3 separate regions of the Homo sapiens genome follow, and regions 1 and 2 are each linked to region 3. A link is an interaction called in ENCODE POLR2A ChIA-PET data of the cell type or tissue named here. Cell type or tissue: IMR-90. All regions are shown on one strand. Each heading gives the region's core, and the rest is flanking DNA. Links, peaks and the distances in the headings are about the cores only. Region 1 overlaps COL6A1 (collagen type VI alpha 1 chain). Region 2 overlaps COL6A1 (collagen type VI alpha 1 chain). Region 3 has its middle 41 kb from the start of COL6A2-DT.

What was found. ChIA-PET counts read pairs that join two places held together with the same protein. Peaks named below come from ENCODE experiments on the same cell type or tissue, not always from the same donor. Only the 100,000 strongest peaks of a DNase experiment are listed, where the experiment ranks them.
Region 1: POLR2A ChIA-PET joins it to region 3 with 5 read pairs; 5 of 35 experiments call an interaction of 5 or more read pairs at or near these places.
Region 2: POLR2A ChIA-PET joins it to region 3 with 9 read pairs; 4 of 35 experiments call an interaction of 5 or more read pairs at or near these places.

What each region holds. Positions count from the first base shown.
Region 1 is chr21:45,991,257-45,996,641 of GRCh38, reverse strand. COL6A1 (collagen type VI alpha 1 chain) reads right to left here. Exons shown (of 35, transcript NM_001848.3): 16 at 4,570-4,632; 17 at 4,425-4,478; 18 at 4,244-4,279; 19 at 3,832-3,894; 20 at 2,413-2,475. Among named protein-coding and RNA genes, the nearest start is that of COL6A1, 12 kb to the right of the region's middle. RefSeq lists enhancers at 220-1,035, 1,036-1,851. In IMR-90, for the core only: no CTCF peak of the experiment used is centred there; no DNase peak of the experiment used is centred there; H3K27ac peaks cover 3,603 bases.
Region 2 is chr21:45,999,103-46,003,244 of GRCh38, reverse strand. COL6A1 (collagen type VI alpha 1 chain) reads right to left here. Exons shown (of 35, transcript NM_001848.3): 26 at 4,027-4,092; 27 at 3,553-3,588; 28 at 2,878-2,914; 29 at 2,478-2,486; 30 at 1,859-1,992; 31 at 1,175-1,284; 32 at 844-1,027; 33 at 535-718; 34 at 96-125. Among named protein-coding and RNA genes, the nearest start is that of COL6A1, 19 kb to the right of the region's middle. In IMR-90, for the core only: no CTCF peak of the experiment used is centred there; no DNase peak of the experiment used is centred there; H3K27ac peaks cover 462 bases.
Region 3 is chr21:46,053,739-46,059,123 of GRCh38, reverse strand. No RefSeq gene overlaps it. Among named protein-coding and RNA genes, the nearest start is that of COL6A2-DT, 41 kb to the left of the region's middle. RefSeq lists enhancers at 1,756-1,815, 2,858-3,587. In IMR-90, for the core only: no CTCF peak of the experiment used is centred there; a DNase peak (open chromatin) is centred at 2,403; H3K4me3 peaks cover 188 bases; H3K27ac peaks cover 4,000 bases.

The sequences.
Region 1 (5,385 bases), core at 1,348-5,347, 63 kb after region 3:
CTGGCCCACCTGGCCCCAGCCATGAGCCTGGTCGGACGCCTGTCCCTGGCCTGTGCCTGCTCAGACGCCTGTCCCTGGCCTGTGGTTAGGCTGATGCTTCCCGATGAGGCCTGTCCGGTGGTTCAAATGTTTACAACTTCCCCACTACCAGACTTGGCCCATTCACCATCCTGACCCCGTGGCCTCCACCAGGCAGACAGGAGGCATCTAGTGTATTGCTCTCTCTACCCCGACTGTGCAAGCACCCAGGCCTGGCTGTGAAGCTCCTGCACCCTTCGTGGTCAACGCCCCAGCAGTCAGGACTGCACACTTGACTGGGGACTTTGCACACGGGCCTCAAGGAGGTCCAGAAGCTCACCAAACTTGGGGTTCAACAGGGGTTAGTCTGGTACCCTGAGATCCTGCCTTGGGAACACGAAAAGGGGGCCAGGAGGAAGGATGGAAAGGAGGTCTCTGTGCCCTGGGCCAGGTAAGTGGGAGGCAGAAGGCCTGGACCTCACCACACACAGTCAGACTGTGCCACAGACAGCAGGAGGCCAGACTGGGCAGTTTCTGCAGAGCACCTCACTGGGGGCACCTCCTGGGACCAGCCCTGAGGGCCCAACTGCTTCTGGCATCCACACAGGGAGAGCCCCATGCTGGGCAGGGTGGAGGGGAGGGGTAAGGCTGGCAAGGGCTGAGCAGGGAGGTTCTGGGAGCAGGGAAAGCCCGGAAGGCCAGCTGGGAGCCCAACGTCCCGATGGACAAATGTGGCTCCAAAGCCACCTATCCACACCCCCGGGCCCCGAAAGGCCCCAGGGAGGCTCCAGGTGAACAAGTGCCTGCCTCAGCCAGGCAACTGTGAGTCATGGGTCACATGGTGCCCTGGTCTCAGGCGTTGGGGGAAACCTCCTCCAGGACAGCAGCCTAGAGACTATTCCCAGACCCCCAGGCATGGGACCCACCAGCCCCTGTGCAGCCTGCCCCACAGCCCTGGAGGCCCTGCAGCCGGCCTGCTCACAGGACTGCCTCTTACCACAACCCTTTGAAAGTGGCTTTGTTTTTTTCTTATAGTGGCTATTGATTACTTTGAAAACTGAACATATAAAACAGGCAGGGTGTGGTTAGAATTCTCCGAGCAAGTCCTGGCCTCTGAACGCTCATTCCCACTGAGACTTTCAGCTACCAAGGTCTGGAGCAGCCTCCCAAGCCTGGAACGTGGCCCTGGGCCGTCCCCTCCCCACAATCTGCCACTGGCTGCATGGCCTCTTCCACGCACTGTGCCCTGCACCTGGCCCTGTCCTGGGTGACCACATGGGAGGTCAGATCATCCTCAGGGCTGGAGCCCCGGGAGCTCAAAGAGCAAAGAGGATCAGAGACTGAGGCCGTGCACTTCCCCAGGAAGGTGTCGGGAGCCCTTTCTGCCCCTGCCGTGAGCGGCACGCAGGACCAGGTGGACGAACGGCCCAGACCCCGCCTGCCAAGCCCTGCCCTGGTCCTCATCTATGACACAGGTATTTTTAACAGCTGTGTAACACCCGTTGGCACCACAAAAGCACGATTTCACCTCGTGCACAGAAATACAAATGTGACTTGCACTGGGACGGCCTCTCCCATCTCCCTGGGTCTGAGGCCCCATCTTGCTGGACGTCTGAGACAGCTGCCGTGCCCAGGGTCTGGCCTTGTGCTCGGTGTGTGGGCAGCTGCGCACATGGAGCCGTAAGGTCGATTTGTCCACAGAAGCAGACAAGCTCGGGAGCACAGACTTGCTGTCTCCGGGCGTGACCGTGTGGAGGCCTTCCTGTCCCCGTGGGGCAGGTGAGCTCCGGGAGGATGCAACGGCCCAGCCCAGCCTGCGGGCAACACCACACTGGAGCCACCATCATGGCAGTCATCAGAATGGGGGAAGAGACAGAAAGCCGTGCGGCGTGCACAGCGATTCCAGAGGCTCGGAGAAGGGAATTTAGAATGAGATGAAAGTGCATTTTCATCCTGACACCCTGGGATTCTGGAAACCTCCATAGCCTCACACTCCCCAGTTGACCTCCAGCCACAGTCATGCCTGGCTCCTGACCCAGAAAAACAGATGCTGACCAAGCTCCCAGTGTCTCCCAGGGGCTCCAACACCTCTTCCTCACTGTGAGGCACCCTTGCCCCGGATGGGCCCCCAGACAGCGCTTCTCCACCTGGGCTGAGCGTCTCAGCGTCAGGCCCCCGGGCGCTGGGCCTGCTCTCAACAATCCACACCAGCCCGGCCCAGGCCGCGCCTCACCCCCTGCAGCCGGCTCCCACGCAGGGACACCCCCGAGATCTACGGAAACACAGAGGCCCTCAAACGGAAATGAACAGACCCCCAGTGCGTGAGCTGCTGGAGCACTTCTACCCCCAAAACCCAAATTGGCCAACGCCCCCCAACCCCACAGCGCTTCCTACCGGGTCTCCAGGGACACCAACGGGGCCTTCTCTTCCCTGATCACCCTGCGGGCCAGCTTCACCCTGAAGAGAAACGAGCCGTGAGTGTGGAGCTGGGCCATCCTTGGGGAGGATGGCTGCCCGGGCACGCTGGGAGCCACAGCATGCTGTCCAGGTGGTCACTGGGCTGTTCCGGCCTTCCCTCCCCGCACAGCCCCTTCCTGGCCTCGCCAAGCGTTTCCTCGGCCCACGTGCGTGGCCATCGGCGTGGCTGGCTATGGCTATCTTCATTCAGGAGGCCGGCAGCTCCTCCTGGGGCCCCAGAGGCGTCCCTGCGTGCATCCCTGCTTCTCCAGCAAGCTCCGTGGACCCGGCAAGTGTTTGTAGCCATGGACTTGTGGCCCGCCGGGAAGCTGGAGCTGCGTGGCTGGCCCTTCCTCTGGGCTCTGCCTGGCTGTCAGTCTCATATCCTGATCTCAGAGGAGTGGGCCTAGAAGGCAGTCTGAGTCACTAAGTCACACGATCCCTGCTTTGACGTCCCCCCGACCCCTCCACGGGGGCTGTGCGCTTCTGGGGAGCTCCCAGGGAGGAGGTCAGAAATCCCCCACCCCCCACTGGGGAGCCAAATCCCTCGGTGGCGGCGACTCTGGCCCCGGCTCAGCTCTCTGGCCCTGCTGGAGCCCCGCCTGTCTGTCACAGCACACGACAGTCGCATGTCTTGATTCTCGGACAAGGGGGCACCCGGGGGCGCTGCCTCTGAGGCCTGGCAGCTCGGCTGGGCACACTAGGGCATTCTCTCCCCTTCACTCTGCCCGCCAGGCCCTGGCTCTCCCTGAGCCGGATGGGACTGAGACGCCCGGAGTCTGCCAGCTGCCCCGCCCCACATCCAGCACAGATTTCCCAGCAAGTCACAGGGACAGAGAAGGGCCCTGTGCTTCTGCACCCTGAGGCTGGGCTGTGGGGTGGCCTAGCGAGGCCCACGGTCCACGGAGCTGAAGGTGGGGGGTGGCCTCTGAGGCCGCCGGCATCTCGGCTCTGGGGTGAGTTTTCCATGTCAAGCCTTCCCAGGCAGGCGCCCTGCAGGCCTAGCTTCCCGTCTGGGGTACTGACCCAACTTCCTCACGCTGGGAATTTTAACTAAGGAAAATTATTCCAAAGAAGAACCCAAGCTCGGATGCAGAAACGTGGAAGCCGCCTGGTGGGAAAGTGGGCACCGGGTCCACGGGCAACGCCTTCACATGAAACAGGTCCCAGCATCAGGCACATGGCTGGGCGCCGGCTTCAGGGGCTGCCCTCCCTGACGGCGTGGGGATGGGCTGGCCACGTTGAGGGGCCACAGGGGCTTCATGATGTGTCCTGTGGCTCTGGAGGCCTGACCCAGCCCCAGCCTCCGCCTGCCCCTTCCTGGGGTGGTTCCCAGCTCCAGGAACTGTGACTCACAGGGTCTCCTCTTGGTCCCCGCGTGCCTGGGGTCCCCCGTGGTCCTCTCTCTCCAGGGCCACCCTGAGTGGAGAGACATGGAGGGGAGAAGCCTCAGCTGCTGGAACTCACACCCAGCTGGGGTGGGGCTTGAGGCCTGGCCTGGACTGACTCCCCCAGCAGGACCCCTGGGAGGGGCCACCCCTCCACCGCATGCCCCACGGTTGCAGAGGCCGGAATCTCCTGGTTCCCCAGGTCCCACCCGCTCTGAGACTGTGGGAAGAGGCATCCTGGACGTGTGGGTGAAGAAACCCATTTGTCTTGGGCAGGAGGCCATGGCTCTCAGTGCTGGGAGGGCCAGACTGGGCCGCAGAGGCCACGTCCACAGCTACATGGTGAGGCCAACAGCGCAGGCTGCCCCTGCCCCACTCACCCGCTCCCCGGGGGCACCGTCAGGTCCTGGGTTCCCCTGGGATGAAGAGAAACAGACGCCGGCGTTAGTCTGGTGGACACACTGCATTTGGTCTCAGGGACGTGGAGTAGACCCCGAGCAAAGAGGATCAGAAGCTGAGGCCATGCACTTCCCCAGGAAGGTGTCAGGAGCCCTCACTCACCTCGTCGCCCGCCTCTCCTTTCTCTCCGGGGGGCCCAGGCTCTCCCGGCTGGCCCTGTGGGGAACAAGGGTTGAATGGTCGCTCCATCTCCTTGACCCTCCCTGGGCCCATACCTGGCATGTGTGGGGGCTGTGAAGCTCCTCACCTCGTCTCCAGATGGTCCCGAGCTCCCTGGTCTCCCCGCCTCCCCGTCAGCTCCAGGCTCGCCCTGGGGAAGACCGGGGGAGTCACACACGCTGGCAGGGGTGTGCACCAGGGGTGCAGCCATCAGAGGCCACATCCAGGGCCTCTCACCCATACTTCAGGCCACTCCCTCTGACCAACACTGTCTGAGCCCAGACCCCCCAGCACCCTCAGCCATCCACAACCCTGCACAAAGACCTCCTGGAATGCTCCAACCTTGTTCCCTGTGAGGCCCAGCCAAGGGCCATCTTGTCTAAGGGGCAGGATTTGGTTCCCATTAGAGAAGGCACAGCTTTGCCAGGCTGGCAAATTGGCAAACTCAAATCTAGGGCCTGGAGGGTAATCTGGGAACTTGAAGATGAGATTTGGAAACCGTCTGCTGGGTTCTAGGAGCTCGTCTGGGAATGTTTGGGGTGGGGTCAGCATTCGCCTTTGTCTTCCCCAACACTTCAGCTTCAACAAAGAAACTCCAGAGAAAACACCAGCAACGGCAGACTCAGCTGTCAGACGAAAAAGCTCCTTCTCCCGCCTCGTGCTCCCGCCCTCCCGCTGCCCACTCGCCCTCCCACCCGCTCACCACCCTCCTCCCGCCCCCGCTCACCACCCTCCCGCCCACTCGCCACCCTCAGTGCCACCCAGCCCATTCTCAGTTCTGAGAGCCATTCTGGGCTGCGGCTCGCAGGCTAGGAGTGACGCGGTGGGGTCCCATCTGTGCCGAGCGAGCGGCAGGTGCGGGGGACAGAATGGCGGAGGCCTGAAGGCCCTCGGGCTGCAGGGA
Region 2 (4,142 bases), core at 16-4,015, 55 kb after region 3:
CGCCAGGCCCTCCTCCCAGAGCCCCGTCCTCTCAGAGCCCTCGCCCCAACCACGGTGCCCTCCTCCCCACGTGTCCCGGCCGCCGAGGTACTCACTGGGGCAGGTGTAATCTGGACACTTCTTGTCTGTAAAAGAGAAAAGCCGTGCAGTGTGAGCCCACTGCTCCACCTATAACCCCGCAAGGAGATGTCACAGGACCTCCCGGCCGAGCACAGGGGTGGCCGTGCCCCCGGAAGTCACAGCGAGCCGGGAGGAGGATGCCTGTGGGACAGCCCCAGGCGGCCCCGTGCGCACCTACAGGGTGGCCGTGCCCCTGGAGGTAACAGTGAGCTGGGAGGAGGCCTCTGGGACAGCCCTGGGCGCCTGCGCGCACCTACACAGATCTGGGACGGCCCTGGGCGGCCCCGCGTGCACCTACGCAGATCTGGGACTGCCCGGGCGGCCCCGCGTGCACCTACGCAGATCTGGGACTGCCCGGGCGGCCCCGCGCGCACCTACGCAGATCTGGGACTGCCCGGGTGGCCCCATGCGCACCTATGCAGATCTGGGCGGTGACATTCTTCAGGAAGGCATCCTCCAGCAGCTCTGCATAGTTCTCCTTGACCAGCGAGAGGCCGGGCCGGCCCTGGGATGGTGCCAGGCCTTGGCAAGAAATGACATTGAGCTGGTCTGAGCCTGGGATGAAGTCAAACACGTCTTTGATGCCCACGGAGACCACCTGTGGGGACAGACAGTATCGGTGTGGCGCAGCCTGCTCTGCCCTCGTCTTTCTGGGGACAAGGCCACCCTGGCTGGCGGGGCGCCCTAGGCGGGGCAGGTGCAGCCTGGGGGTGGCCACCCCACCTGGATGCCGGGGCTGCAGAGCACGTTGAGCGGTGTGGTGTCCCTCTGAGTGTCTGAGCGCCCGTCAGTGATGACCAGGGCGATGCGGTTGTTCGGGCTGGGCGGCAGCAGCTGGTCCCGCGTGTACTGCAGGGCCTCCCCCGTGAAGGTGCCGCCCGCCATCCACTGCAGGCTCTTGATGGCTCTGCATAGCAAAGGGCAGGAAGGGCCGGTTGGGGCCAGGCCTGCCGCGGGGCCGAGCCCACCTGGGATCAGGGGTCAGGGCCGACCTGCCGTGGGAACAGCGGTCGGGGCGAGGGGTGGGAGGGTCCTGGCCGCGTGGGGCACTCACTCCTTGAGCTCCTGCACGTTCCGGATGCTGGGGCTGCGCAGGCTCACGTGCTCCTGCATCTGGCTGTGGCTGTACTGCACCACACCCGCGTACGACTGCCCTGGCTCGAACTGTGGGACCGGCACCGGGGTCAGGACGCGAGTGCTGCCCCAGGTCCGCATAAGCTTCCCAAGGGTGACTCTATTGGCTGCGGGTGCCCAGAGGGTGGCATGGCCCCCAGGACCTCAGGACCTGGGTCCCCTGCGATTGGCTCTGGGTGCACAGAGGGTGGCACAGCCCCCGGGACCTGGGTACCCTGCGATTGGCTCCGGGTGCCCAGAGGGTGGCACAGCCCCCGGGACCTGGGTACCCTGCAAAGCAATCTTCCTTGGTGGATGAAGCCCTCCTGGGTTCTGTCCACGAGGGACAAGCCCACACCCAGCACTCAGGACCCCAGACTACCGCCCTTCAAGGAGAGGGGGAGACCCTCCCTCATCTGGGGCGCCTGTGTACAATGGGCCAGCCTCGCCAGGTGGAGCTGGAGGCCTGGACGGGCTGGCGCGTGCCTGGCATCCTTGTCATGAGTAGGGAAGTCACAGGGATGCAGCGGTGGCCTCGGGAGGCTGAGGTCTGGCGCGGGCAGGGGCGGCCGGCAGGGTCGGGGTGCACCTGGGCTTGAGAAAGCCGGGCGGGGCGAGGCCTCACCTTGACCAGCTCGTCCCGGCTCAGCCGGTCGATGACCTTGACGACGAAGTCCTTGGCAATCTCGAAGTTCTGCAGGCCAATGCTCTCTGAGCTGTCCAGCACGAACAGGAGGTCGATGGGGCCGCACTTGCATTCTGCAGGCGGGGGCGGTGTCAGCAGAGCACGCCCCTCCCCTCCAGTGCCCTGGCCCCTCCCCTCCACCGCCCTGGCCCCTCCTTGGCTGCCACATCCTCACCTGACACGTTGGGGTCCCCCCGTCTCAGCCCCAGAAAAGCCCACCCCCTCCCATGGCCCCGTAAAGGCTGCTCTGTCCGGCGGCTGGTCAGGGCTGGCGTTGCTCAGCCAGGCTAGGGTGGGGCCTGTGGGCCAGAATGATGGAGCAGGGACCCCCCCAAGCCTGCTCCTGGTTATTTCAGTTATGGGTGAAAGAGGGCGGGGCCCAGCCCAACACCCGGGAACCCTGCTGGCTTGGAGCAGGCCCCAGAGGGGGCGGGCAGGTGCAGGGAGCTGCGGGCGGGGACCAGAGTGCCATGTGCTGTCCTGTGACATGTGTGGGACCCAGGCCTCGCTCCCCGACCCCCGGGATCCATTCTCTCAGGAGCTAGAGCCTGGGTCTCACCACAGCAAGCTGAGGAGAAGAGAAAGAGTCAGTTAGACCAGTCAGGGCCGCGTCCTGCGCACGTCAGAAAGGCTTTTACTCTTGGGGCAGCCTCCCCGCCTCCCCGGCCGCCCTCCTTCCCCGGCCTCCCCCCTTCCCCGGCCTCCTGCCCCGCCTCCCCGCCTCCCCGGCCGCCCTCCCCACGTGGCAGCTCTGCACCGCACCGGGGACTCTCAGCCTGTGCGGGGACCCGGGGGCCTGGGAGGGCTTTGGAGGCCGGTAGGGGCTGGCTGAGGAGCCTCCTCAAGGATGTACCCAGAGACCCAGGCCCCCAACAGTGGAGACACCCTTCTAGGAGTGGAACAGGCCAGGCTGGCGGCCCTGCTCTCCCTAACGAGGACGGCTTCTCAGAGATACTCACAGCACATTTTCATGATGATGTCCAAAATCTCGCATTCCTGGGGAGGGAGAGACGAGGGTACTGGGGCCATAGACAGCCCCTCCCAGCGGGGACTGTGGGCTGCTGGATCTCCAGGTCACCCTCCCTGGGGCCCCCACAGGGCGGGGTTTGGGCAGGAGGTTCTTTGCAGGTGTGCCCGGCTCTGCCCACTACACCCCTGCTACTGGGCTGGACCCCTGACGTGGTCATAGAAACAGCGCAGTCATGGGTCTCCCCGTGGCCGTCACGGGTCCCCTCATGGTCCTCATGGGTACAGGTCCCCCCATGATCCTCACACGTCCCCCCCCATGATCCTCACACGGGTCCCCCATGATCCTCACGGGTCCCCCATGATCCTCACATGTCCCCCTCCATGATCCTCACGTCCTCCCATGATCCTCACACGTCCCCCCCATGATCCTCACATGTCCCCCATGATCCTCACATGTCCCCTCTATGGTCCTCACACATCCCCCTATGATCCTCACGGGTCCTCCCATGGCCGTCACGGGTCCCTAGGGCCTGGCACCAGCTCTTTGTCCACAACCCACCCCCCCGTGAGCAGCGTCTACAGGAGCACCCATGGACAGGACCCACACCCCAAGGGATGGAAGCTACAGTGGTCGCCCCCAGCAATGTTCACAGAGCCCCACTTACGTCCGGCCCAGGCGGTCCTTGGTGTCCTGGGGGTCCCTGTCCGAGAAACGGAGTAGAGGAGCTCTGAGGGTGAGGAGCCCACTGTGCTTCCTGAGCTGAGACAGCCCCCACCCCCAGGGCCCTGCCCCTCATCAAGCCCACCCCTGCCCGGTCCCTCCCTACCCAGCCCCTCGTCCTCCAGTGACGGTGCTGTGAGGGCAGCTGGGGCTTCGCACACTGGTGGTCCAGGCGGCCATCCCAGGTGGGCCCCACCCTGAGGACCCGCTGTGTCCCTGGGCTCGGCTCTGCTGCCCTGGCCACCACCTGGCCCTGGTGACCGGCACCTCCCACCCCCAGGGCCTCCCAGATGACGTGCTCCCCAAAATTCCCTCCCGCCGCCTCCCACTCTCCCAGCCTCTTCCAGCATTCCCCAGCCCCAGCATCCGGCGTCCCAGGCACAGCCCACCGTGGCCTCACCCAGCCACATCCACCCACCTGGGGGCCCTCGGGACCCCGGTACCCCTTTGCTCCTTTGACTCCTCGGGGTGCAATGTCGTTGTTCTAGAAGGGAACAGCGTTGTGTCAACAGACCGTGCACCACCCGGGCATCT
Region 3 (5,385 bases), core at 698-4,697:
TGGTATGCCAGCTTCTTGTCGTGTTAGTGCTGTGGACCTGTGAACCTGTGGACCTGTGGACCTGTGGACTGGCAGACCTGTGAGCCTGTGAATGTGTGGTCCTATGGACCTGTGGGTGTCTGAACCTGTGGACCACTTTACCTGTGGACCTATGAACTCATGTATGTGTGAACCTGTGGACCTCTGGATCTGTGTACCTGTGAACCTTTGTACTGTAGATGTGTGAACCCATGGACCCGTGGACTGCGTGTGAACCCGTGTACTGCTGGACCTGTGGACATGTGGACCTGTGAGTGTGTGGACCTGTGGATGTGTGGACCTGTGGACCTGTGAGTGTGTGGAACTGTGGACCTGTGGACTGTGGACGTGTGGACCCGTGGACCTGTGAGTGTGTGGACATGTGGACCATGGACGTGTGGACCTGTGAGTGTGTGGACCTGTGGACGTGTGGACCTGTGAATCTGTGACTGTGTGGGCCTGTGGGGTGTTGGGCCTGTGAACCTGAGAGTTTGTGTACCTGAGAGTGTGTGGACCTGTGGATGTGTGAACCTGTGGACATGTGGACCTGTGGACTTGTGAGTGTGTGGACCTGTGGACGTGTGGACCTGTGGACCTGTGAGTGTGTGGACCTGTGAATCTGTGACCATGTGGGCCTGTGGGGTGTTGGACCTGTGGACGTGTGGACCTGTGAACCTGTGACTGTGTGGGCCTGTGGGGTGTTGGGCCTGTGAATCTGTGAGTGTGTGGACCTGTGGGTGTGTGGACGTGTGGACCTGTGAACCTGTGACTGTGTGGGCCTGTGGGGTGTTGGGCCTGTGAACCTGTGTGCTCATGTTTGGCATCATGGTTCATTCAGGGCTCCAGTTCTGTGAAGTTTCGTGTCTCTCTCTAGGAAAGGTGCACGGAAGCACCGCGCTGCTGGGCTCAGCTTCTCTGCTGTGTAGGGCGCAGGGTTTTGCCCCACAGCCTCCCCCCCCAGTGTCTCTCCTGAGGCCTCACTGTCCCTGCTCCTCCGACCCCTCCCGCACCAGCCCTGCCGTCTCCCTGCTGAAGAGAGGCTCAGCTGTGTCTTTACCCTGCATTTGGAGAGAGGCATGTTTTTAACTTTTCAGACATTTTACTTTGACACTGAGGATGCACAAGACGTGCAGCCTCTGTGGGGAGCCGATCGGGAACACGGCGAGGCCACATCACCCGCGCGGGGGACAGGAGCCGCGGGACCCACCTGCAGGGAGCTGAGCCCCAGCACCTTCGTTTGGACGTCTCCCCAGCACGGTGCTACCTGCCCAGGCTGTGAGCAGGGATCAGACCCCACTCCCTGGGTTTAACATGAAAGCCCAGCTGTACGTTGGACGGCTTGGATCTTTCTAGGCAGGAGCACCCGATCTTTCCAGTCACAGAAGTCAGTTTCTTCAAGGGAGACGTGGAATAAAGCTGGAAGCCTTACCATCGATCCCACCACCCTCCCCGACCCCGCCCACTGGGCACCTGCGTGGTGGGGACTCACAGCCCCAGCCCCCTAGAGATTGTCGTGTGGGCGACGGAACTGAGGTGAAGGCAGAGTGCTTTCCTCTTTAATGTCACGTAAAGGGAGAAACTGTTATTTTGAAAAGTGGCTGCCGTTTCACTGACAGCCTGAAGAAGGGTGGGAGGTTTCCTGCGGGGGAAAGACCCCTGTCTGTGGTTGGGAATCCCCTCCCGGAGTTGTGGGTTGTGGAAGCTGAGGGTCTGTGCCTTCAGCCAGCTGGGAGAGTGACAGGAAGCCGCGGGCGCTGCCGCCGAAGCCACAGAAGTGCTGAGCGGTCGCTGGGGGGCTGTGGTCCTGGGAGAGACGCTGGGGGAGCCAGGCAGTTTCAGCTGCTGGGTGCGTGCACCGTGGTGGGCCCGAGGGCCAGGTGTGGGTTTAGGGTGTGTTGCCTTTGCCCACCAGCTGCAGACATCTAGGGCCACTACGGCCACCCCAGCCCCGACACAAGTGCACCCCCGGGTTGGGGAAGGGGCAGCACGGGGGCTGCCTACACCCCATCTGCCACCCGTCACGGGCAGGGAGGGTCCTGTGTGGTGAGACATGCAGGCCTTCAGGCCCAGACTTTAAACAAACAGAACCAGTGGACGACCACAGTGCCCATCAGGGTGGGCACCGCCCACCCCCCCACGCCCACGTCCCACACTTGGTGGAGGTTTGTGAAGGAGCCGGGCGGGAGCGCAGCAGCACAGAGACCCCCGGGCCGGGCGGGGAGCTTCCATCCAGCCTGCAGGCCCTGACCTCTGCTGCCCTTGAGAGAAACCCTGAGGCCGCCCGAGCGCTTGAGCTTTCCCATCTGTGCCAGCAAATCTGGAAGGCCACGTTCTCTCCATAAATGGAAACATTTTGAGGGGGCCACAGACCACTGCCAAGCGGCACGGCGATGACTAAGCCCCGCACGGAGGAGAGGGCGTTGCCTGGCCCGAGTTCCGGGACCGTGTGGGGCTGTCGGGGCGGGCGCCCAAGGCCTCTCTGAAGGTGGCAGCAGCAGCGGCGATTTACTCACCCCAGTTTCTCGGAGAGGCTTCTGGTAAAAGGCTGGATTTGGAGATTCTCTGTTGGTAAAAGGAAATCTCACGTGTGCCCTCCTCAAAGTTAGGACTGAGGGGCGCTGGCGAAGAGCGAAGGGAAGCTGCCTCCCTGGGGACTCGGATGCGCGCTTGCAGTCATCACAAGCAATTGAGTATCCACAGATTTGGTCAATTTAATAAAAAATAGGCCAGGGAGATAATGAGTGTTTTCTAAAATAGTTTTAAATCTATCGCTATGTGAACTCAGGTTTTTAGTTTGAAACCATCATTTTCTTTCTTTTTTGTTTGCTTTCCATTATGTCCCACTTTGCTCAGGGTTCTGTGGCCCCAGCTCAGGGCTGACATCATGACTGATGGTTGTGCACAAAAGAAACGGCAGACCAACGCGTCCTGTGCCAAAGCTGGAGGGGAAAGGCCAAGCCTTGCGGGAGGGACGCTCCTCGCTGCTGGTGGATGCCAGAAGTCTCTGGGCATCTCCAGACCTGTCAGGCGGTGGGAGGGGAGGCAGCGCATGTGGGTGGCTCTGCCCAGGGTCACCGAGGAGTCCCGGACATGAACCTTCCAGAGAATCAGCAGGCAGGGTCAGGGCCGGGCGCGCGCTCCCCTTGCAGAGAGGAGGCCCCCGGAGGCCGCTTGCGCTGAGCTGCGCGGCGAGCGGGTGCGGGATCCAGGCCCAGTCCTGTCTCACCCGCCTGTGGGCACACAGCTGCACCTGGCTTCCCAGCCTCTTCTCTCTTGAGCGGGACCCAGTGATGGGCACCACCTCCAGGCCTGACCCTCGGCCCAGCTCCCACCACGCCCAGCTGCTAATTTTTGTACTTTTTGTAGAGACGGTCTACACGGGAGTTTCACCATGTTGCCCAGGCCAGTCTTAAACTCTTGGGCTCAGGCAATCCACCCACCTCGACCTCCCAAAGTGCTGGGATTACAGGTGTGAGCCACCACGCCTGGCCTATTTTCTTAGATTTATCCCTAAGTAATACGTATTCCTGTCCCCACCCTAGGGGGCAGGGGGTTCAAGGAACAGCCCCAAGGTGCTAGGTGGGCAGAGCCCTCAGGGCCAAGGAGCCCGAATCCCTGGAGGACCACATGGAACAGAGAGCCCCTCCGGGTCCGGCAGGAGCCTGTGTGCGCTGAGACGTCTGCTACTTGTCCCGTCCCAGGGCCTCGCCTCCCAGCTCACCAGGTGCTCCTCCAGCGTCCCCGTGCGCTGCCTCCTGGCCTTCAGTGTGGCCGGCTTAGCACTGCCTGCTGGGGCTCTGGACACCAGGGAGGCTCTGAGGAGATGTCAGCCGGAGGTCTCCATGGCAGGACCGAGGTGTGATGGCTCATAAGCCCCCAAGGGAGGGTCCAGACCACTAAGCGGTTCTCAGCCCCTTCAGAAGTCACCCAGACTCACAAGGAAAGGCTGAGGGCTTGGGCTAGGCCACTCCACCCTGAACCTGCAGGATCCCTGTGCGGGGCAGAGGGAGGCAGGCGGTCTGCGTGGGGCAGAGGGAGGGAGGGGGCCTGTGTGAGGTGGAGGGAGGGAGGGGCTGTGCAGGGCAGAGGGAGGGAGGGGGCTGTGCAGGGCAGAGGGAGGCAGGGTCTATGCGGGGCAGAGGGAGGGAGGGGGGCTGTGCGGGGCAGAGGGAGGGAGGGGGGCTGTGCGGGGCAGAGGGAGGGAGGGGGGCTGTGCGGGGCAGAGGGAGGGAGGGTCTATGCGGGGCAGAGGGAGGGAGGGTGCTGTGCGGGGCAGAGGGAGGCAGAGGCTGTGCGGGGCAAGCCAGATTCCATTCAGAGGAGAGTGGCGAAAGGAATGTGTGTTTGGGCCAGATGCGGCCATGTGGGCCAGGAGCTGGGGATCCCTCTGAAGTCCTGCCAGAGGGGGCTGCAGGGAGGGCTCCAGCACAGACTGGGCCTGGGCACAGACTGACCGCAGGGCTTGGAGGTCATGGGTCAGAGGGGTCAGAGGCCCAGTGGGCGGTGCTGATCCCTGGCCTGCTCCGTCAGGACCGTCTCTCTCTGCTCCGCTGTGTCAGGGTGGGGCTGACTGGCACACTGCATACCCGAGAGCCCATCGCATATTCTGGCAGTGAAAGTGAATAACTGGAAAATGAGAAATTTAAAAGGACTTATTGTAGCATCAAAGAAAGGCCTTACAATAGCATCAAAGAAAATGTATTACTTAGGGATAAATCTAAGAAAATAGGCCAGGCGCGGTGGCTCATGCCTATAATCTCAGCACGGTGGGAGGCTGAGGTGGGTGGATTGCTTGAGCCCAGGAGTTTAAGACCAGTCTGGATGAGGTGGAGAAACCCCAGTCTCTACAAAAAATACAAAATTAGCCGGGCGTGGTGGTGGGCGCCTGTAGTCCCAGCTACTGGGGAGGCTGAGGGGGGAGAATGGCTTGAGTCCAGGAGGTTGAGGCTGCAGTGAGTCAAGATCGCATCCCTGTACTCCAGCCTGGGCGACAGAGAGAAGCCCTGTCTCAAAAAAAGAAGAAAGAAAAAAAGAAAATACGACAAGATCAGTACATTGCGTACTAAAAATCATTGCTGAGAATTAAAGACCTAAAAAGTAGAGAAATATATTGTATTCACGAATTAGGAAACCCTACTTTTTAAGCTTAGAGTTTTTCCTCAAAACTCATTAAATCTTTGATATTTGGATTTAATGTGATGCCAATCAGTGTCTTTTTCATGGACATCAAAAAGCTGATTCTAATATGTATATGGTAATTCAAAAGGCTTTGAATAAAGTAATCTTAGAACAAAGTTGTATGTTTTAAACTACTTAATTTTAAGACTTACTATAAAGCTATAGTAAATAAGACCGTGGTATTGGTAT